Linked DNA regions of Homo sapiens: region 2 is linked to region 1. A link is a loop called in an ENCODE intact Hi-C map of the cell type or tissue named here. Cell type or tissue: CD4-positive, alpha-beta T cell. All regions are shown on one strand. Each heading gives the region's core, and the rest is flanking DNA. Links, peaks and the distances in the headings are about the cores only. Region 1 overlaps RABGAP1L (RAB GTPase activating protein 1 like). Region 2 overlaps RABGAP1L (RAB GTPase activating protein 1 like).

Region 1 (11,718 bases), core at 1,563-9,562:
TACAAAAATCAGCCAGGCATGGTTTTGGGCACCTGTAATTCCAGCTACTCAGGAGACAGAGGCAGGAGAATTGCTCGAAACCAGGAGATAGAGGTTGCAGTGAGCCAAGATCGCACTATTGCACTCCAGCCTGGACTACAGGGCTAGACTGTCTCAAAGAAAAAAAAAAAAAAAAGAAATGAAAGAAAAAGAAAAGAAAAGGGGGAAAAACACTTCCCCGAGGAATTTTTTTCAAAAACACCTAAATGTTTATGCTAAGAAGACCTATTATTTTTATTTGCACATTTTCTGCTGAACAGTCTTCATTAGGTCAAGATTAAGGCAACTTCACTTATTTCTACTGTTACCATATACAACATCTGCAGCAATTGTTGTGGGTCCTATAGGGAAGAGTCCAGTTTTCCAGGAAGCTTAATTCACAGTTTCTCCTCTTATGTTAAACAGAAAAGTAGGAGCAATTGTTCTGTTCATCAAAGTAGGGCCAGATCTGAAATAACTTGAGTATCCCTCTAACAGTGGTCTTTTGAATTTTTGTACAGCCAACCACTATACCTCACTTAAGTAGGAATTAATTTTAATGTTAATGAATGAAATGCTAAACACAAATTCTACCTTTGAGCCCAAATTATAAAGCCTTTCAAATTCTACCTTTGAGCCCAAATTATAAAGCCTTCACCATAATTTTTTTTTTTTTTTTTTTTTTTTTGAGACAGAGTCTCGCTCTGTCACCCAGGCTGGAGTACAATGGTGCGATCTTGGCTCACTGCAACCTCCACCTCCCAGGTTCAAGAGATTCTCCTGTCTCAGCCTCCCTAGTAGCTGGGATTACGGGCGCATGCCGCCACACCTGGCTAATTTTTTGTATTTTTAATAGAGACTCGGTTTCACCGTGTTCCCCAGGCTGGTCTCGAACTCCTAAGCTCAGGCAATCCACCTGCCTCGGCCTCCCAAAGTGCTAGGATTACAGGCGTGAGCCACTGCACCAGACAGCCTTCACCATAATTTGATAAGATTGAAACACTGTCATTATCAAGTCTAAATACTTAACAATATCTTATAATGTCTCATTGATACTGAAAGTTCTAATTGCAATCTAAGGCTTCTGCTATATATGTATGAGAGAAACAAGCATTGCAATGTGTGATTTAATCATGAATCAACCAATAACCTCAGAAAAGACTCAGCCCTAATATCAGAAATGAGGATCTCTGATAAATGATTTCTGAAAGAACTAACCAGGCCAGTTGTTCAACTTAAAATAAAACAAAATAATTTTCCACTTAGTCCATGTAGCTTCTGGTCTAACAGAACTTGCTATGGTGAGAGGGAACCTAGACCCCTGGTCCTCAGCAGGACAGTACTAATCATGTCTCTTCTCTTTTGTTCCTTGCAAATAGGGAAGGACAGGAAAGGCCTGAAAGCAGATAGCAAACAGAAACTGAAATGGAGATGTTGCACCTTTTTTTCACTTCTAATCACTGAGAAATCTTTATTTAAGGAATCCGAGAGAGGGCGAGTTCTCAAGAGAGGAAGGCTCTGCCAGAGGGAAAAGCTGAAGAGCCTTTGGTGCCCAGGAAGCCTGAAATTAGCACTAAAATGGTCAGAGTAAGAAATGATTTATTTTTGCAAAGAACCTAATTTCCTAATTAGTGTTTGTTTGCTTACATATTGTCTTAAATACAATCTACTTTTATATTTGTTTAAAGTTTGCCAGTGTTTTGCTATTTTAATTAAGAGATCTGATTTTCATGAACTGGGAATGGGAAAGTACTGGGCAAACTAGGTGAAGGCCTGCAAAGCCAGTACTTTTCACTCTCAGGCTAGGGCCCTTCCTAGAAGACTGGTGGGGCAGGTCACTTCAACTGCAGGGACAGCTTTTTGGTAAGCAAATAAACCCCAATGAGGAGGAAACTGCAAAATCAGAAGTTAGGAGGAAATATGCATGAAACAGCAGTTTTTATTCTTTCATCTAGATTCTTTCATCTAGATAAAAAGCTCCCAAAGGGAGGGTCCAGGTCATATTTACTTTTCTTAAAAGAGAGGGAAAGAGAGTCAAGGAGGGAAGAGAGAAGGCAGAGGAAGAATGAAGGTCTGATGGAACCTTTTCTTCAGGGGCTGTTCTAGCACTCACATCATGAGCTACCCTGGTACTCAATAATCAATTACTTCAGGAATACCTATAATGGCAGTCACTCCAGACTGACTCACATAAAGGGTTCTCTTGGTGAAGAAATGATTTTTAAGATAATAATTTTTTTCTGATTATTAAAGTTATATATATTATTTAGTATTATATTCATATATAATATGCATATTATAATGTTCATTATTTTTCTGATTTTTAAAAGTTCCAATGCTCATTTTTAGTTAACCTATGGTGGTTAAGTAATTTAGGGTCTTTCTATAAATTCTAAATGGGAAAAAACTATAAAGATGAATATAAAAATTATATTTAATCTTATCACCCAGAGATACCTAGCAGTAACATTTTGATGTATTTCCTTGTGGGCTTCTTCCCTATCTAGGTATACTATGGTCCCCTTCCCTATAGGATGACCCAATGCCAGCCAGTAGCCCTTGAAATTTAGATGCAAACATTATAAATGTTTACTGTTTACAGAAAAAAAAAAGTATTTTTTAAAAAAATACTTTATCATTATTTTCCCATTAACAAAAATTATTCCAGAAAGACATTTTACAGTCAAACTGTCATTCTCCCCTACTAGTGAACATAGATAAAATAATATTTCTATTTTTCATTCTTATAAGTAACACTGCAGTAAACAACCTTGTATATACATTTTTTTTAAACAGATCTTTTTTTTTTAGGATAGCTTTACAAGTCAGAGGATCTCTAGTTTCCTCATCTATATAGTTTCCTCATTCATGAAATGGAGGATTAAAATAATAACTGCTTCCTGGAGTCATTAGGGAGATTAAATGAGATGATGTTTATAAATTGCTTTATTTAGTGCTTGGCACATAGTGGGTACATAGTAAAATTTAATTTTATTATTGCTTAAACCTTTTAACGTCTTAACACATATTACCAACTACATTTGCCAAACAACTTTGAAACTCTCCTTAGCTCATTTCACTGCATCCCCACTGAATCCAACTGTTTAAAAATTGTTTCATTTAGTCAGCCATCATAAGAAAATTATTAATGGATAAAAGATTCAAAATGGCAGAATCAAGTGTGAATCAAGACCATTTGGAAAGTTAACATAGAACCAAGACTTTCATTATAGCACTGACTTATCTCAACAGTCTCATGAATACAAAAATATGACCACTGAGGTAAGGCTGAATTGACCCTGATTGAATGGAGATCCGGCTACCTTCTTTGGTTCTGACTCTCCTAGTCACATATTTCTCATACCACTTCTCACAGCTTCCAAATGGGTGGGCTGAATGAGGTTTGTGGTTAACAGGGCCACAACTTTTTAAAAAACCATTCTCTGGGCAGCTTTTTCTACCTTCCATATCCTGTGTCCCAAACAACACAGTTTTTGTTTTTGTTTTTGAATTCCCTTTAGTGCCAGCTCTCTCAGCTACATCTAACATTTAATGAACACATACTATCGAAGTGTTTTACTTATTTAATTGTTATATCATCTCTATGAGATAGACACCTTTTTATACCTATAGACAGCTTAAGAACTGTCCAGGGTCATATGGTTCACAGTGGTGGTGCCAGCATTCACAATCAGGCAGTCTGGCTCTCAGCCACTCAGATGCCTATCAATCTAACAATCCAACTCTTAATGTAGGTACTTCATGTAAAAGTTCACATTTATTATGGAGAATAATTCTTACTGGAACAAAAAGTAAGGCATCTACTGTTAGAGTGGCATTAGTACAGGCATATTCTTGGTGACTGATGTTCTCAGATAATTATGCTGACAGCCATTGGTTCAGGAAAGGTATCAACAAAGACATAACAGAGTTTAGAGGTATAAAGAAAGTATGTCACACATGCTATTTAGAAATGACCCAAACCTTTCTCAAAGGCTTATGTTTTCCATGGTCTCCAATTAACAGACTGTCCCTGCCACTTGTCCATTCCTCAAGAACAAAGTCAAGAACAAAGCAAGTTTGTGGGGGCGGTGATGAGGGCAAATCGGTCTTTGCCCTGAGGAAGTCATCACAGTCTCATTTCTAAGGATTACCTGATCCAAGTCATTCCGTAGAGCAATTTTGCTTGTTACTAGTTCATGGGCAAGGTCATCATTCTCTTGTTCCAACCTCATGCTGGCCTCCTGTAATCTTCGGTTCTCCCTCTGCAGAAGAACAATAGCCAGAGGTGGGCATTAGTGTCTGGACATACAGAAACGAACAGAACTGGTGAGGAAAAACAAGCAACAAAGTGAACTTTCAAAGGTGTAAAAAGGAGAAGGCGCAAGTGGCACAGGAAGGCAGGATTGCTGTCTGGGAAACAACAGTGAGTTTAGCTAGCAATGCAGATGCGGTTCTCTACCCGGTGAAACTGGTCCCTTAAACTCTCAAGATGGAACTTCATTATAAAAAATGTGCCACAAAGAACAAACTTTCTGAGCATATCCCCCCCAATCCTGTGAGGTTTTTACATAGATCTAGAACACAGACACAAACAATTCTTTATTTGAAACATGCACGGTAGTCTCACCCTTGACCTCAAGAGAAACCACAAGACACAGTAGGAATGAAACAGGGGAAAACCACCAGACATTTCTTCAAATTGTTTTTCTAAGACAGGGTTCATATTGAGTATATTTAAGAGCTCTAAATCAAGAATCATGACACATGGGTTCATGACTTTGCTAACAGCTGACATTTTTATTCTTTGAGTAAGAATATATTTACTTTTCTGAACACCTATTTTTGTGTGAGAGCAACAGTCATAAGATATCTAGTTTTTTTGTTTTTTAAAAAATTTCAGATTAAAACATTCTGGGTAAAATAAATTACTGAGGATTTCTGCTCCCAACCTTGAAAAATCTGAAACAAAGTTACATGATAAAAAAACAAACAAAAAAACGAAACAAACAAACAAACAAAAAGAAAGAAAAAAAAAAAACCAAGTCACTAATTCTTATGAAGCAAGGCCTTTCCTTAACTAAACACTATGAACTTGGTATGTTCACAACTATTTTCAGAATAGCTATTTCATGTCTTCCATTCCAAAGTATCAAAATTGCTTTCTTTGCTACTGTTAACAGTTATAGGAGATTCAAAAGAGAGCTGACAGGAAAGACTAATGTCATGAGACCTTCCTGTTTTTCAGATTTACACGTCTAACAGTGTTTTCTGCAAAGGTGGCAAAAACTCAGACAAAGCAGTGACAAAAAACTAGAAGACAAATATATGTTTTGGAAGATAGTTTATCATAGCATACCAGGTAATGTGAAGTTAATTGTATCTTCTATATAACAACCTGGTGTTTGTTATATTGAAAGAGAAGACAATTTCTTTCTTTTTCCTGTTTTTTAAAACAAGGGCTAAGAAACACATGGTAAGGGCAAAGTCTGAGGCTTTCACAGAGGCAGAGGATCCATAAACAGGGAAGGCTGTCAGAGAAGTTAAAGGACAAAACCGCACCTTGATTATACCAGCCACCAGGGCCCATTTCTGTCTTTTTTTTTTTTTTTGGAAAAAAATAAGAATAGTTGGAGAATGTTAAAACATTATTGAAAAACATATCGACTAAAAAAGATAAAAACAATCCCAAATCACTTTAATACTTTAAATAAATTCACAATAGAATTCTACTCAGTGTTAAAATACTGGAGAAGGCTGGGTGCAGTGGCTCATGACTGTAATCTCAATACTTTGGGAGCCTGAGACCGGAGGATTGCTTGAGCCCAGGAATTCAAGACCAGCCTCAGCAACATGGCAATACCCCATCTCTACAAAAAAATTTTTAAAAATTAGCTGGGTACAGCTGGGCACAGTGGCTCATGTCTGTAATCCCAGCACTTTGGGTGGCTGAGGTGGGTGGACCACTTGAGGTCAGTTCAAGACCAGCCTGGCCAACATGGTGAAACCTCATCTCCACTAAAACAAAACACAAAAATTAGATGGGTGTGGTGATACACACCTGTAATCTCAGCTACTCGGGAGGCTGAGGCAGGAGAATTGCTTGAACCTGAAAGGCAGAGCTTGCAGTGAGCCAGAATTGCACCACTGCACTTCAGCCTAGGTGACAGAGTTAGTGAGACTCCATCTCAAAAAAAAAAAAAAAAAAAAATTAGCTGGGTGGTGTGGTGTGCACACATGATCCCAGCTACTGGGGAGGCTGAGGTTGGAGAATCACTTGAACCCAGGAAGTCAAGGCTGCAGTGAACTATGATCATGCCACTGCACTCTAGCCTGGGTGACAGAGTGAGAACCTGTGTCAAAAAAAAAAAAAAGAAAGAAAGAAAATATAATAACAGGAAATGCTTACGCTGCCTTCCTTGTAGGGGGGAAAAAAACCCCAATAAATAATTGGAGAATCTCATTGTAACAATATAAACAACCAATATTAACTGTAGGTAGTGAATTTTCTTTATTGTTGTCCTTGTTCTTTTAAAAATGTTTTCAAGTTTTCTACAATGAATATATATTTGTAATAGGATTTAAAAAATAGTTTTATTAAGAAAAAAAGGAATTCAGAATTTTAATTCCATTGGAAGGGATAAGATGCCAAAATGAGAAAAAAAAATTTAAGTCCACTTCTGTTAGAAGGTCATATTCTACACAAAACCATATTGGATCCTCCTTTTTGACCAAGATATAATGTAACCCCTCAGAAGTGGTGCCTTGTGAGGAACTCTTTCCCTAGATGTTCCTGAGAAGACTGTGAATGCTCTTGTAGAGGCAACTTGTACTCATCAGATTCTGTCTGTTCCCCTCAATCTACAGAAGTTACACCCTCCCACAGAAGCATAATAAATGTGGAGACTAAAAAACAAATTTCTAAAAAGCCAGAGCTTCTACAATGAAATCTTTGAATCTTTGCCTAAGCAACACAATTTCTAGCAGGGGCTGGAGAGTTAGCCTTTATTTCTGATATATCTATTACTCCTTTTCATGGAAAAAAAACATATAGGAAACTTAGATTAAAAAAAAAGATTTGAGAAGCTTTTTCAATAAATTTCCTCCCAGCCAGGAAAGAGTAACAATACCAGCACAATTTCAACATGACATATTTCACAATGCAGGCTGCTTAGCCAGGGAAGAGATTTTTCTCATTTCTTGATAAATATCTTCAAGAAACTAAGATAAGACTACTTCAATAGGTATTCCTGAGTTAAGTATCCTATTGCTATTGAAATTGTACTTGTATAACCCCAAAGTACAAAAAGCTCCCTCGACTATTATGTACATTACATTCATTTGGCACAAGTGAAAATGTTGCCACTACCAGTTTTTCAGGTTACAATTACATGCTTAGAATTGAGTTAAAGTAACCTCCAAGTAAAGTCATAGGATGTTCATGGAAAAGTACTTTGTTCAAGTATTTAGAAATCATACCAGGTAGCTACTTCACTGTTGATTAGAGATAAATGTCTGATGGATTATCTGTTATATAAGAAAGAGGTGTGAGTTCAGCTGAAATTCTGACTAGTAACTTCTCATTACAATGACTGTTGCAACTGAAACCCTTCCTTACAGACACACAGCTAAAGGGGCAAGGGCAAGGGTGGGAAAAGATTTGGGAGAAACTGAGTGTCTCAGAGTCCCTGCAAAGCAAAATAGCCTAGAGGGCACGCCTACTGGCTTTTGCTTTAGCAAGAAGCTTCAATTTAGTGTCTGCAAAGCAAGCAGCACAGTGGGAAGTGTCAGACTCCTGCTCTGCACTCACAGACAAGTGGGAAAGCAAGCTACGGGGCCAAAAATGCAGTATCATCCTCCAAAGTATGAACCCAGGGTGAGTGCTACTGAGCACTACAGTGAGACCCTGCTACTGAGATGGAGATTTTCTACAAAGAACTTGCCCACACTTACCTACTGAGGGCTAAACAGAGCTTATATTAACGTGGCTGTCTTTTACAGTTCTTCTCAAGGAGCCAAAACTGTTTTCAATACTGACCAATTCTAGAAAAAGTTTGCCTGTATACTAGAATGGAGAAGAGAGTTTGGTTTTGATGGTCTTGGAAAAGGCAGTAACCCTGCTTGGTTCATTTTGAAATGTTGACAAGGGTTGCCCATGGAAGACAGACTTAAAGTCAGCCCCAATAACCTCAGTCAGCCCAGAGAAATTCACATGCTGTAAGTTTGCACAAGCAGATGTGCTAAATGCTCAAAGCCTGTAAACAAAACAGGCAAACTGGCTCCCTCTTGCCTTTCAGAAAAGATTACAGGAGACACTGCTTACATAACTCTTAAAACTCACATCACACTGTCTGAAACATATACTCCCCATCTCACACAACTGACACCGTTTGAACAAAAAGCAGATAACAACTGTCCTCATAGTTTCACCCCTTATGGATAGGAGATGTACAGCTGGGAAAGTTTGGTTAGTAACTTTTGGGAGGAGGATACTGCATTTTTCAAAGAGACAGACACTGATGTTACAGACATACATAGATTAAAAAAAAAACTTACCTCCTCAAAAGTCATAGACCAACTACTGTTTTCAATCATAGGTACAAAGACAATTAAAAAAAAAGAATATCCAATGAAATTGAACACCTACTAAAATATTTATGAAATGGCAATAACAAAAACAGACACTTCTTAATGCTCTTTTGCTTTTCCTTTGAGTGTCATATAACTCTAAGTTCTCTCTGTGACCGCAAACATTCAATGGAACAAAGATACTTGAGGTAGCCAGTGGGCAAGTCTCAACTCAGGAAGACTCATATCTTCAAACTCCTCCCTCTCCACATTGCTGTTTACAGTTTGCATGAATGACTAAAATGCTGTATGTGGGACTATTAAGGAACTACGGTGTGAGGTGTTGATACTGTGTTGTTAAAGCTGGGTGGAAGGAACTTCCTTATATGACAAGGTCAGAAATCTTGCAAAATAGTTCATCTTCAGACAAAAGAATGAAATTGCTGGGCAGGGCAATGCAAAAGAAAAATGGATCCTGGATCTCATGTGTACCTGGGGGCTGAAGTCTGGGTGAAGCGGTTCAAGGGATTGTGAACGTCATTTATTTCAAGATGAGAAACCAGAGAAATGTGAACTGTTAATTAAAAGTAAAGAAACTAAGCTTTAAAGGAAAAAATGACGAGGAGGGAGGCGGCTTTATAAACCCTAGCTCAATATTTTGGGTGTTGTCTGCTGCTATGATGAATTCTTGGCACATGCTTTTAAAGACTTTTAAGGGTCAGGAGAAAATGTTTTCCTAAAAGACTCAGTGCAAATTTATTAGCAACAACACACTCAACTCTCACATATTTTCTTTTGGATACCTCTTTTAAAAGAGTTGACAGCTATCATATTCAAGTTTTCAAATGCCTACAGATAAAATGTTTAAATATCTATGTTGTCCATAATGAAGATCTGAGAAAGAAAATATGGATATTTGAAGGTTTTGTGCTTCCCTCCTTTACTCATCACATCCAATTTTATCTTTGTAGTGGAAAATTTCAAATTTTTAAATGTCAAACTAAAAACAAAATCTTGTCAGTGATAAATGACAGCTGGCCAAACAGACTGCATTTCTTTCAGCGCTTAAAAAACTATCTTAGGTTATACTCTTGCACAGGGGTCAGCAAACTTCTAGTGTAAATTGCCAGAAAGTAACTATATTAGGCTTTGCAGGTCGCATGGTCTATGTTGAAATTTCTCAACTCTACAAATGTCATACAAAACCAGCCATACACTATAAATAAATAAACAGGTGTGGTTGTGTTCCAATAAAACTTGGTTTACAAAAACTGGCAGTGAGCCAGATTTGGCCTATAAACCACAGTCTGCAGATCCTTGCTCTACTCTAGTACACAAATCAAATTTTCAAAAAGCAGATGCATTCTAGATGATATAGAAACATATTAGTGTCAGGTAATTTTCTCAGTAATACTTAAACAGAAAAGAAAACTTTCTAAAAATTAATGAAAGTTTCTTGAAAACTCTGAAGATCACCAGTAAACATACTAGAAATTCTTAGTGTTCCTAAAGCATATTCTTCCCCCAAGGGTTAAGTATAAGGGACTCTAGCAGACCAGCATTGTTAGAAATCGCCCACTCCTTATTAGCTATATTGCTTGAGAAGCCAAAAGGATTTAGTTTTGCATCTTCACCATCCTATAACAATGAACTCTCTGGATTATCCAAGCTCAAAGAGAAAGTGGAAGACTTCTGAAGTTTATCATTAAGTTATCATAGGCATATATAAACCATCCTTGTGTCTATTACTATTCCTTAAAAGCACATTATTTCATAACATACTATTTCCAAAAGCCAACACAGTTTTTGGGATATGAAAAAATAATAAAATGTAAGTTTATTTGCTATGGCAGAAAAAAAATTTTTTTTTTTTTTGAGACGGAGTCTTGCTCTGTCACCCAGGCAGGAGTCCAGTGGCACGATCTCTGCCCACTGCAACCTCTGCCTCCCAGGTTCAAGAGGTTCTCCTGCCTCAGCCTACTGAGTAGCTGGGACTACAGGTTATGTGCCACCACACCCAGCTAATTTTTGTATTTTTAGTAGAGACAGGGTTTTACCATGTTGGCCAGGTTGGTCTTGAACTCCTGACCTCAAGTGATCCACCTGCCTTGGCCTCCCAAAGTGCTGGGATTACAGGTGTGAGCCACCACACCCAGCCAGAAAAACATTTTTCAAAGATGGATTCACTTATCTTGACTCCCCTGAGTAAGAAAGGGTCCAACAGTTTTTTTAAAAAGTCTACTCCCTCTTTTTTATAGGTAAGAAATGTATACTAATTTAAACTTTTATTTGTCAAGTTTAAAAGAAATGTGAAAATTACTCTAAACTATTGCATTAGATATTTAAGGATGGCAAAAAAGTACAATTAAGCTTTATTTCAAATATTTCATTTGTATTATTTTTACTATGCATAATAGCTTAATTTGAAATTACATGTAGGAGCAATTGCTCTACAAAAACCAGTATGTGCAAGAAAAAACTCTGTGGAAACATAGAGGAATCATTTTCTTTGTTTAAATTACATTTTGATTTTAAAAATTACTTTGTTTAATCTCAAGAATGAGGTTAAACATTCTAAATTTAATTGTACTGAACATGGATAAGACACTTCAATTAGAAATTATGTATTTATAATAATGTCTGTGTCCCAAACCCAAGAGAGTTTAAGCATTCCAGATTCTTTTAGTATTTTCCCATCTAGAACAGGTAACCTTTATTATGCTTTGGGAGATTCACTGAATTTAATTAACTAGCTGTGTGTGTGTGTGGGGGGGGGGTGTATTTTTATTTTTATTTTTTGAGACGGAGTCTCACTCTGTCGCCCAGGCTGGAGCGCAGTGGCGTGATCCTGGCTCACTGTAAACTCCGCCTCTTGGGTTCACACCATTCTCCTGCCTCAGCCTCCCAAGTAGCTGGGACTACAGGTGCCCACCACCACGCCTGGCTAATTTTTTTTTATATTTTTATTTATTTATTTTTTAGTAGAGATGGGGTTTCACCATGTTAGCCAGGATGGTCTCGATTCTCCTGACCTTGTGATCTGCCCACCTCTGCCTCCCAAAGTGCTGGGATTACAGGCGTGAGCTGCTGCACCTGGTCGTTTCTTTTTTTTTTTTTTTTTTTTTTTTGAGA
Region 2 (11,718 bases), core at 1,919-9,918, 60 kb after region 1:
TTCAATATTTAAGATCTGTTGTAGATAAATATGCTGGGAAATCTATCCTGGACAATAGTATGTATCTAAAGTCTAGGTATTTAAAGAGTGTTCCTCAAAGTTATTAAAGTTTTAGAATTTGTTTCTTTTGAGTGTTAAGATCTATTTTCTGAAACAATGAGTGGCCAGTCATTTTTATTGCATACAAACACTGGCATTAACACAGCACTAAGTAAAAATCTGTTCTTTTTCTTTTCCTATAATTACTCCATTGAAACTTTACAACAGTCATATAGTACAAAGAAACCCTTTGCAGACAGCTCATTTATAGAGAGAAGCTAAGTATTTATTTACTTGCTACTCAATTTAAAATACGACCATGGCAGGCAACCAACCAGGAGAAGAGCTAAAAGTTTGAAAGCACTGCCCTTTTCTCTACTATAGAAGTTACAGGGTCAAGCCTTGGAAAATTTCCACAAAATAAGGCTTTGCTAAACATATTTACCTTATCAGAAAGATTGTATCTCAAAAAAGTTACGTTTTTCTTCAGGCAAGACAAGAAAAACTGCCTGTCCTAATCGACAGTACACAGGGACAAACTTCTATCTCTAGAAACACAAGGTTTAGTGCTGCTACCCTTCTCACACAGCAATGATAAGCAAGGCAAAGGCTCTGGAGGAAACCATCAAAATCTGTATAGTTATATTGTTTTATTATATAGCTCTTAGAAATAAGCATGTAGAGGTCGGGCGCAGTGGCTCACACCTGTAATCCTAGCACTTTGGGAGGCCAAGGTGGGCAGATCACTTGAGGTCAGGAGTTCGAGACCAGTCTGGCCAATGTGGTGAAACCCTGTCTCTACTAAAAATACAAAAATTAGCCAGGCGTGGTGGCATACACTTGTAATCCCAGCTACTCGGGAGGCAGAGGTGGAAGAATTGCTTGAACCTTGGAGGCGGAGGCTGCAGTGAGCTGAGATTGTGCCATTGCACTCTAACCTGGGCGACAGAGTGAGACTTCATCTCAAAAAAAAAAAAAGCTAAAGAAATAAGCATGTAGACAGTAAACTATGCTGGATATCCCTACTTACAACCAAGAGTACTGTCTGTGCCATATATGATAAAGAGACAAAAGCTTTCACACAGTGCTACACAATAATTAAACTCTGGTTACTGGTGCTGCTTAATGAGGAGTATATCACATGATGATGGAATAAAAGCAATCAGAAGCTGATACTATTAAAATGGCACATATTTCAATAATTTTCAGGGTTTAAAAAGTTTAAAAACATATGACTACATATATCTGGATTAAATTTTACTGTTAAATGAATCCCTTTCTGACAATCTAAAAGAGACCAGAATTCAGTTATTTTCAACAAATTAGCCTCATCTAAGATTGACACACATTTTCCATATGAAATAAACTTATCAGATTAGACACAGCTGGCACTCTACCAGATTCACTTTGTGCCCTATTAATATGCACATGGTTATACTTTGCTTTTTAAGTCATAAGACATTTCTAGATATGAGTATGTTCTTTTCTGAGAATACTGAAACTTTGTGAAATTGGCTGGGTGCAGTGGCTCATCTGGCCTGCAATCCCAGCACTTTAGGAGGCCAAGGTGAGAGGATCACATGAGGCCAGGAGTTCAAGAACAGCCTGAGCAACAAAGTGAGGCCCCATTTCTACAAAAAAATGAAAAAGTTAGCTGGGCATGGTGGCATGCACTGGTAGTCCCAGCTACTCAGAAGGCTGAGGCAGGAGGATTGCTTCAGCCAAGAGTTCAAGGCTGCAGTGAGATATGTTAGCACCACCACTGCACTCCAGCCTGGGTGACAGAGAGAGACCCTGTGTCCAAAAATAAACAAACAAACAAACAAACAAAGGAATTTAATGAAATCAAAGACTATATATTTTTTTTCTGCTATTTCTTGTGATAAGGCATGATACATCCTAGCCACTTATAGACAGTTCCAGCTTATCCAATGATGAAACAAGTATCCAATTCTTTGGGCATATCTTTGAGTTACTTTAACAGGGCAATAGATGTGAGCTGATCTGTCCAGATTCTCTTGCTTGGTTCCTATTGCGTGACAAATGTGAGAGGCTACTGGCAGAGAAAAGTAGTAAAATCTACAGAACAGAACACAGTCATCTGTTTCATTTGGATATGGAGCATATCCAAAACTCTGAGAAGAGTTTAGAAATCACTGTTTCCACAGTCATCTTTATGGCCATTCTACGCCATCAAGGCAAGCATAGTGCAACTCTGGAAGCAATAAGCACCTCCTACTGCTCAGTCATGTGTCTCTATGTTCAGCAGCTTAGAAGAATCATAGGTTCAGCAAGGGAGCTTTAACTTCTATAACAATAATAATTAGATTACATATACGAGTATTTGAATGGGCTATATTTAACACCTTGAAATTTAATAAGATGGTGTCATTACTAACTAGATAATAGGCTCACAAAATTTATCTCCAGTCTCCTAAGCACATTCTCAGATTTTATAAGTTTTAGTGAAAAATCCCAAAATATCCTTTATAGGTGAATGGGACCCTATTTCATAGAAAGATAAAGCTTAGAAAATGTAACAAAGTTATTCAATTCACACAAATTTGCATTAAATTTAGCTATTATTTCTGTAAGTGTCAACAAAGCCGTTTGCACTCATTATTACATAAAGGTTTGCTTTCTTTAAAAAAAGCAAAAATAGTGAGACTTCAAGCAAGTTTAAAACTTTTTTAACAAAAACACTTTCTTGAAAGTGAAAAGACAACCTGCAAAACGGAAGAAAATATCTGTGTCATATAGCTGATAAGGATTTGCTGTCCATAATATATAAAAAAGTTTACTTGACAATAAAAATAAAAAAATTTAAAAATAGGTAAAAAATCTGAATAGATATTTCTCCAAAGAAGATATACAAATGGCTAATAAGCACGAGAAAAGATACTCAACATAATTAGTCATTAAGGAAATGCAATCAGAATCACAATGAGATGCCACTTTACACAAACTAGGATGGCTAGAATCAAAAAATGGAAAATAACATATGTTAGTGAAGAGTGGAGAAATTAGAACCTTCTGCATTGCTGGTGATAATGTAAAATGGTTGAGCTGCTGTGAAAACAGTATGGTGGTTCCTTAATAGTTAAATATAGAATTATGATTTAAGCAAGCAATTCCACTCCTAGGTATATACCCAAAATAACTGAAAACAGGGACTCAAACAGATACTTGCACAGATCGTCTCTGACTTACAATTATGATTTTTGTATGTTGATTTTGTATGCTGCAAGTTTACTGAATTTGTTTATCAGTTCTATCAGTTTTGTGGTGGTGTCTTTAGGTTTTTCTATGAGTAAGATCATGTCATCTACAAACAAGGCTAATTTGACTTCTTCCTTTCCAATTTGGATGTCCTTTATTTCTTTCCTTTGCCTAATTGCTGTGGCCAGGACTTCCACTGTTACGTTGAAAAAAAGTGGTATAAGTGGGCATCCTTGTCTTGTTCTGGTCCTAGGAGGAAAGGCTTCAACTTTTCCCAGTCAGTACAATGTTACCTGTGGGTTTGTCATTTATGGTCTTTATTATTGAGGTATAATAATTCCATTATTATTAAGGTACATAATCATTTCTTCTACTTCCATTTTGATGAGGGGCTTTATCATAAAGGGATGCTGAATTTTACCAAATGCTTTTTTGGCATCTATTGAAATAATCAAATGGTTCTTGTTATTGGTTCTGTCCATGTGATGTACCACACTTATTTATTTGCATATACTGAGCCCTCCTTGCATCTCCATCTCTTTGATGGGAGACTTTAAACTACAGCTTTGATCTCATTACTTGTTTGTTTGTGTTTTTTTTTGAGACAGACTCTCACTCTGTCACCCAGGTTGGAGTGCAGTCGCGAAATCTCAGCTCACTGCAAGCTCCGCATCCCAGGTTTACGCCATTCTCCTGCCTCAGCCTCCCAAGTAGCTGGGACTACAGACACCCGCCACCATGCCCAGCTAATATTTTGTATTTTTAGTACAGACGGGGTTTCACCGTGTTAGCTAGGATGGTTTCGATCTCCTGACCTCGTGATCTGCCCACCTCAGCCTCCCAAAGTGCTGGGATTACAGGCATGAGCCACCACACCCGGCTGATCTCACTACTTGTTATTGGTTTGTTGAAGTTTTCTATTTCTTATGGTTCAGTCTTGGTAGGTTGTATGTGTTCAGGAATTCCTCCACTTCTAGGTTTTCCAGGTTGTTCATAACAGTCTCTAACGATGCTTTGTATTTCTGAGGTTTCAATTGTTATATTTCCTTTTTTGTTTCTGATTTTATTGGGTCTTCTCTATTTTTTTCTCAGTCTAGCTAAAGTTTCGATTTTAACTTTCCATAAAAACCACTTTCACTTTGTTGATCTTTTCTATTGTTCTCATAGTTTTAATTTATTTTATTCCATTTCCATTTGTTTCAAAAAATTTTTAGGATGGGCACAGTGGCTCATGCCTATAATCCTAGCATTTTGGGAAGCCAAAGTGAGAGGATAGCTTGAGCTCAGCAGTTCAAGACCATCCTGAGCAACACAGTGATACTTCATCTCCACAAATATTTAAAAAAATCAGTCAGGTGTATGGTGGCACATACCTATAGTCCCAGCTACTTGGGAGGCTGAAGTGGGAGGATCACTTGAGCCTGGGAGGTAGAGCTTGCAGTGAGCTGAGATCATGACACTGCACTCAAGCCTGGGTGACAGAGTAAGACCTTCTCTCAAAAACAAACAAAAAAAAACCTTTTAAAAAATTTCCTTTTTAGTACTTTTTTTTTTTTTTTTTGAGATAGAGTCTCACTCTGTTGCCCAGGTTGGAGTAGAGTGGCGCGATCTTGGCTCACTGCAACCTCTGCTTCCTGGGTTTAAGAGATTCTCCTGCCTCAGCCTCCCAATTAGCTGGGACTACAGGCGCATACCACCATACCTGGTTAATGGTTTTTTTTTGTATTTTTAGTAGAGATGGGGTTTCACCATGTTAGCCAGGATGGTCTCGATCTCCTGACCTCGTGATCTGCCCGCCTCGGCCTCCCAAAGTGCTGGGATTACAGGTGTGAGCCACTGTGCCCGGCCCCTTTTTAGTACTTTCATTGACCCATTGGTTGTTCAAGAATATCTCGTGGCCAGGCGCAGTGGCTGACGTCTGTAATCCCAGCACTTGGGGAGGCCGAGGTGGGCAGATCACCTGAGGTTCGGGAGTTTGAGACCAGCCTGACCAACATGGTGAAACCCCATCTCTACAAAAAATACAAAAATTAGCCGGGTGTAGTGGTGGGCACCTGTAATCCCAGCCACTCAGGAGGCTGAGGCAGGAGAATTGCTTGAACCCAGGAGGCAGAGGTTGCAGTGAGCCAAGATCGCACCATTGTACTCCAGCCTGGGCAACAAAGTGAGACTCCCTCTCAAAAAAAAAAAAAAAAAAAAAAAGAATATGTTGTTTAACTTACTTATTTAATGTGTTTGTGTATTTTTGATGTTACAGATTTCTAGTTTTATTCCATTGTGGTTGGAAAAGATACTTGATATGATTTCTTTTTTAAAAAATATGTTCAGATTTGTTTTGTGGTCTAAGATATGGTCTATTCTGGGGAATATTCCATGTGCTGATGAAGAGAATGTGTATTCTGCAGCAGTTGGGTGAAATGTACTATAAATGTCAGGTAGGTCTATTAGATTTAGTGTGTAGTTTAACTCTACTGTTTCTTTGCTAATTTTCTGTCTGGATCATCTGTTACTGAGAGTGGGGCTTAAAATCCCCTACTATTACTGTATTGCAGTTTACCTCTCCTTTTAGATTTAACATCTGCTTTACATACTTGGGAACTCTGGTGCTGAGTGCAAAAATATACAATTGTTATATTCTCTTGCTTAATTGACCCTTTTATCATTATATAGTGACCTTGTCTCTTTTTACATTCTTTGATTAGTGTACTATTTTATCTGATATAATTGTAGCTATTCCTGCTCATTTCCAGTTGCATAGAATATATTTTCCCAACCCCTTCACATTAAGTCTATGTGTGTCTTGATAGGTGAAATGGGTTTCTTGAAGGCAGCATATAGCTGGGTCTTGTTTCTTTACCCATTCAGCCACTGTATGGCTTTTAATTGGAGAACTGAGACCATTTATACTCAGTGTTATTATTGATAAGTAAGGATTTACTAATGCCACTTGTTGCCTGTCTTGTGGTTGTTTTGAGACTCCTTTCTTTCTTCCTACCTAATAGGTAGTAAATTTGTTGCTTTTATTTTTAGTGAATCTATTATAGGTTTTTTGCACTGTGCTTATCATGAGAAAAAAAAGCATCTTATAGATATAACAAATTATTTTTAAAAGATGACAACATAGGGGCCAGGTGTTGTGGCTCATGTCTGTAATCCCAGCACTTTGGGAGGCCGAGGTGGGTGGATCATTTGAGTCCAGGAGTTTGTGACCAGCCTGGGCAACATGGCAAAACCATGTCTCTACAAAAAATACAAAAAAATGAGCCAGGTGTGGTGGCACACACCTGCAGTCCCAGCTACTTGGGAGGCTGAGGTGGGAGGATAACCTGAGCCCAGAAGGTCAAGGCTGCAGTGAACCATAATCATGCCACTGCAGTCCAGTCTGGGTGACAGATGAGACCCAATCTTAAAAAAAAATTAAAAAGACAACTTATCTTGGATCACAAATAAAAGAACAGAAACAGGCAAAATAAAAAAACATGACAAAATTCTACTCTGCCTCCCCCTTTTGACTTTCAGTTGTCTGATTTTATATATTTTTCATTATCTATCTCTTAACAGGCTGCTGTAGCTATTGTTACATGACAGTAACAGAGTATTTTGGGTTTATCCGTATACTTAATTTTACAAGTGGGTTTTATATCTTGAAAACTTTTTTTTTTTAACCCATTAGTGCTTTCTTCTTTCAAATGGGAAAGCTCCCTTTATTTCTTGTAAGATAAGCCCGGTGGTGGTGAATGATTCAGTTTTTACTTGTCTGGTAAAGATTTTATATCTCCTTCATATGTGAAGGATAGTTTTTCTGGGTACAGTATTCTTGAATGCAAGTTTTTTTTTTTCTTTGAGCACTTTGAAAATGTCACTTCATCCCCTCATGGCCTATATGGTTTTCCATTCAGAAGTCTATTGCCAGCCAAACTGGAGATCTTTCATATGTTATTTACTTCTTTTCTCTTGCTGCTTTTCAAATCCTCTCCTTATCTTTGATCTTTGAGAGTTTACTATATCCCTTGGGATATCTTATTTGGGTTGAATCTGTTTAGTGATCTCAGGCTTTCTTGTACCTGGAAAGTTTTCTATTACTATTATTATTATATTAATTTTTATTTTTTGAGATGGAATCTCATTCTGTCACCCAGGCTAGAGTGCAGTGGCGCCATCTCAGCTCACTGCAACCTCTGCCTCCCAGATTCCAGCAATTTTCCTGCCTCACCCTCCCCAGTAGCTGGGATTATAGGCATCTGCCACCACACCCCGCTAATTTTTGTATTTTTAGTAGAGATGGGGTTTCACCTTGTTGGTCAGGCTAGTCTCGAACTCCTGACCTCATGTGATCCGCCTGCCTTGGTCTCCCAAAATGCTGGGATTACAGGCATGAGCCAATGCACCCAGCCTATTATTATTTTTTGAATAAGCTTTCTAGGCTAGGCATGGTGGACACACCTATATTCCCAGCCCTTTGGGAGGTTGAATTGGGTGGATCACTTGAAGTCAGGAGTTCGAGACCAGCCTGGCTAACATGGTGAAACCCCGTCTCTACCAAAAAATAAAAAAATTAGCCAGGCGAGTTGGCACATGCCTACAGTCCTAGCTACTTAGGAGGCTGAGGTGGAAGAATGGCTCAAACCTGGGAGGCAGAGGTTGCAGTGAGTGGAGATGGGGCCACTGCACTCCGACCTGGGTGATAGAGTGAGATCCTGTCTCAAAGGAAATGAATAAGCTTTCTTCCCCTTCCTTGTTCTGCTTAGCTCCCTCTTGAACACCAGTAATTCTAAGATTTGGTCTTTTGAGGCAATTTTCTATATATTGTAGGCTATCTTTATTCCTTTTCATTCTTTTTCTTTATTCTCCTCCATGTATTTTCTTTTTTCTTTTTCTTTTTCTTTTTTTAGACAGAGTCTCACTCTGTTACCCAGGCTAGAGTACAGTGGCGCGATCTCAGCTCACTACAACCTCCACCTTGTGGGGTCAAGTGATTCTCCTGCCTCAGCCTCCTGAGTAGCTGGGATTTCAGGCACCCGGCACCATGTCCAGCTAATTTTGGTATTTTTAGTAGAGATGAGGTTTCATCACGTTGGCCACGCTGGTCTCGAACTCCTGACCTCAAGTGATCCACCCACCTTGGCCTCCTAAAGTGCTGGGATTACAGGCATGAGCCACCACACCCAGACTTCTCTGTGTATTTTCAGACAGTCTTTGAACTCACTGATTTTTTTTTTCCTCTGTTTAGTCCATTCTACTGTTGAGAGCCTTTAATGAAGTCTTCTGTTCAGGAAAGGTATTCTTTAGTTCTAAAATTTCCATTTAATTTTTTGTTATTTCAATCTTTGCTAAACTTCTCTGATAAATTTCTGAATTGCTCTTCTTTGTTATGATGGTGATCACTGAGTTTCCTTAAAATTGCCATTTTGAATGCTAGGTCACAGATCTTACAAATCATCACTTAAGGCTAGTGACTGAATTGTTGCTCTGTCTCTTTGGAAAGGTCATGGTTTTTGCACTGAAGGATTAGTTATTTATTCTAGTATTTGCATTGAAGAATTAGTTATTTATTTCAGTATTTTCTGTCTGGCTTGTTTTGTTTTTTATTAGATATAGTTCCTTAGCAAATCTTTACTACTAGGTCACTTCCTCCTTTTTGGCTCTTGTGGCACCTTAAAGCCCAGGTTCACCTTGACGCTAGTGCATGATTGGAGTGCTGCCTGTCCCAAACTAGGGAGTTCCCAAAGAGATTATCCCAGCAGTGTGAGAAGGCTGGCTAGAGGTTCCTGTCCAAGGAACCTATGAAATATACCACTCTCTTCTCATGCCTGTCATCCCAGCAAGTTGAGAGGCTGAGGTAGGAGGATACCTTGTGCCCAGGAGTTTGAGACCAGCCTTGGCAACATGGTGAGACCCCCGTCTCTACAAACAAATTTTAAAAATTAGCTGGGCATGGTGGCACCCACCTGTAGTCCCAATACTCAGGAGGCTGAGGTAGGAGGACTGCTTGAACCCAGGGAGTTGAGGCTGCAGTGAGCTGTGTTCACGCCACTGCATTCCAGCCTGGGTGACAGAGGAAGACACCCCTCCTCCCTAAAAAAAAAGAAAAGAAAAAAAGAAAGAAAGAAATGTACCTCCTATAGAATAGAGCTACTGAACAGCCACTTTTATGTGGCATCTCCTTTGGCCTAGTTACAAAGCAGAGTTTTCAGAGCTAGGGATGATAGTCCCATTTCTCCCCTTTGTCTGCCTGTCCTTGGGGGAATATTCCTCCCTTTAGGCAGTCATGATGCTTCCTGTGGGTTAAGGCAAGAACAGGTCTCCTGCCAGGTAACCCAGTATGGTGCGAAAAGATGGTTGATGGTCTCAATCTCTCTTTTTGTTTTAGAGACATAGTCTTGTTCAGTCACCCAGGCTGGAGTGCAGTGGTACAACCATAGTTCACTGGAACCTTGAACCCCCAGGCTCAAGTGATCCTCTCACCTTAGCCACCAAAGTACAGGGATTATAGGCATGAGCCACCACACCTGGCCTCAATCTCAGTTTTTCTAGTGTAGAAACTCTAAGTTGGGGAAAGATTTTCCTCAAGCTTATTGCCAGGCAGAATGGGGGAGAGAGCAGAACCTTGGATATGGAAGTTCAGTTCTCCTACTGACTGCTCAGAGTTGTTGCTAGCAAAAATCTTGGCGCTATATATTTGTTTTTGGTTTTCTGTGGGGGGAGGGGAGAGTGGAGGCAGCTTGCTTCCATGTCACCATTTTAAAATCAGAAATCTCCCTAGGAATTTTTTTTTTTTTTTTTTCTTTTGAGACAGAGTTTCGCTCTTGTTGCCCAGGCTGGAGTGCAATGGCGCGATCTCAGCTCACCAAAACCTCCACCTCACGGCTTCAAGCGATTCTCCTGCCTCAGCCTCCCAAGTAGCTGGGATTACAAGCATGCGCTACCATGTCCAGCTAATTTTGTATTTTTAGTAGGGATGATGTTTCTCCATGTTGGTCAGGCTGGTCTCAAATTCCCGACCTCAGGTGATCCACCCGCCTCAGCCTCCCAAAGTGCTGGGATTACAGGCGTTAGTACCGCACTCAGCCATGAAATTTTTTTATCCACTTCTTAACCACCTATATCCAGTGTTATATGGCTTTATATGATTTTATATTCAAATCCTAATGCTATACTGCTTTATATTATAATTCCAATTCATTTGCTGAGAATTCTCTTTCCCCATACCCCACATGAACATTTTATTTTCCCATATGCACTGTCATACATTACAAAGTCCATTGTCAAATACCCAAATAGAACAGCAGAATTTGTGGAAGGTCTGTGATAAAGAAAAATGCATTATCTGTATTAAAAGAAGTTTCTCTTTATATTATCACATTCCACTCATAATCTGAAGACAAAGGCTCATGTATTTCACCAGATGCACATTTCATAAACCCAGAGTTGTAATGGGACAACTCCAGCTACAGAATGATCTGTATTTCTATGGCATATCTGGGCATTGAAGCTTTAGGCACCCAGGTGAAGGCAAATGGCTTTGGAAGGATATTTACACTTATGGTACTTGTGTGTCTTGGAATTCTAGGAAGTTTCCCAAACTCTCCAGGAAACAAGAATTGGTCTGTTGCCTCTATATCTCTAATATACAGGATTATTTATTTTAGAAGATGCACACAATGGAAAAAAAATTACAGCTGCTGAATTTGAAATATAAATCCCAGCTTTGTCACTGAGTCCTGATGTCTTAGCCAGTTTCCTTAACTTCCCATAACCTTAGTTTCCTCACCTTTTAGATTAGCTTCAGAGATCAATCCAAGATGGCCGATTAGAAACAGCTGTGGTCCATTACACTCATGGAGACGAATGAAAAAGGAAGAGTGAATTCAGCACCGAAATATCCAGGTGGTTACACTGGGACTGACTAGGCAAACCACCTGACCCAGAGAGAACAAAGAAAAGTAGTGTGGGGCAGGCAGGGCAGTGACAGCCCACCCAGGAGTGGCATAGAGCCAAAAGAAACTCCACCCCCAGCCAAGGGAAACAGTGATTGTGCAACCCCACCTGGGAAACCACACTTCTCCCACAGATCTTTGCAACTCACCTATCAGGAGAGTCCCCTCATGAGACCATGCCAACAGGGCCTTGGGTCTGATACACAGAGCTATGTGGAGTCACGGCAGAGTAGCCACTTAGGTACATGCAGAGACCCAGGAGTTTTAAATACACCAGCCCCAGGATTCCCAGAAAGGTGGGAAATCCATCTGTATATATCCCTAGGAAGGGAGCTGAATCCAGGGAGTCAAGCAGCGACGTTCTGTGGGCCCCACTTCCACAGCACCTCACAAGTTAAGACCGACTGGCGTGGAATCCCAGCCAGCCAATGGCAGTGGATTAGAGTCCATCAGAGACAACTCTGAGTTCCTGGGGGGGAGAGGCAGCCACCACCTCTATGGTTCAGTCAAGTCAGCTGCTCTA

What was found. Hi-C counts contacts between places; a loop is a spot of excess contacts. Peaks named below come from ENCODE experiments on the same cell type or tissue, not always from the same donor. Only the 100,000 strongest peaks of a DNase experiment are listed, where the experiment ranks them.
Region 2: it touches region 1 in a loop (2.3-fold over the local background); 8 of 110 quality-filtered maps call a loop at or near these places.

The regions. Positions count from the first base shown.
Region 1 is chr1:174,961,842-174,973,559 of GRCh38, reverse strand. It overlaps RABGAP1L (RAB GTPase activating protein 1 like), which reads right to left. Exons shown (of 26, transcript NM_001366446.1): 21 at 4,173-4,283. Among named protein-coding and RNA genes, the nearest start is that of RABGAP1L-AS1, 13 kb to the right of the region's middle. In CD4-positive, alpha-beta T cell, for the core only: no CTCF peak of the experiment used is centred there; DNase peaks (open chromatin) are centred at 4,639, 6,289, 8,289, 8,849 and 2 weaker places; H3K4me3 peaks cover 5,239 bases; H3K27ac peaks cover 6,274 bases.
Region 2 is chr1:174,902,280-174,913,997 of GRCh38, reverse strand. All of the region lies in intron 19 of RABGAP1L (RAB GTPase activating protein 1 like), which reads right to left. Among named protein-coding and RNA genes, the nearest start is that of RABGAP1L-AS1, 46 kb to the left of the region's middle. RefSeq lists an enhancer at 11,601-11,718. In CD4-positive, alpha-beta T cell, for the core only: no CTCF peak of the experiment used is centred there; no DNase peak of the experiment used is centred there.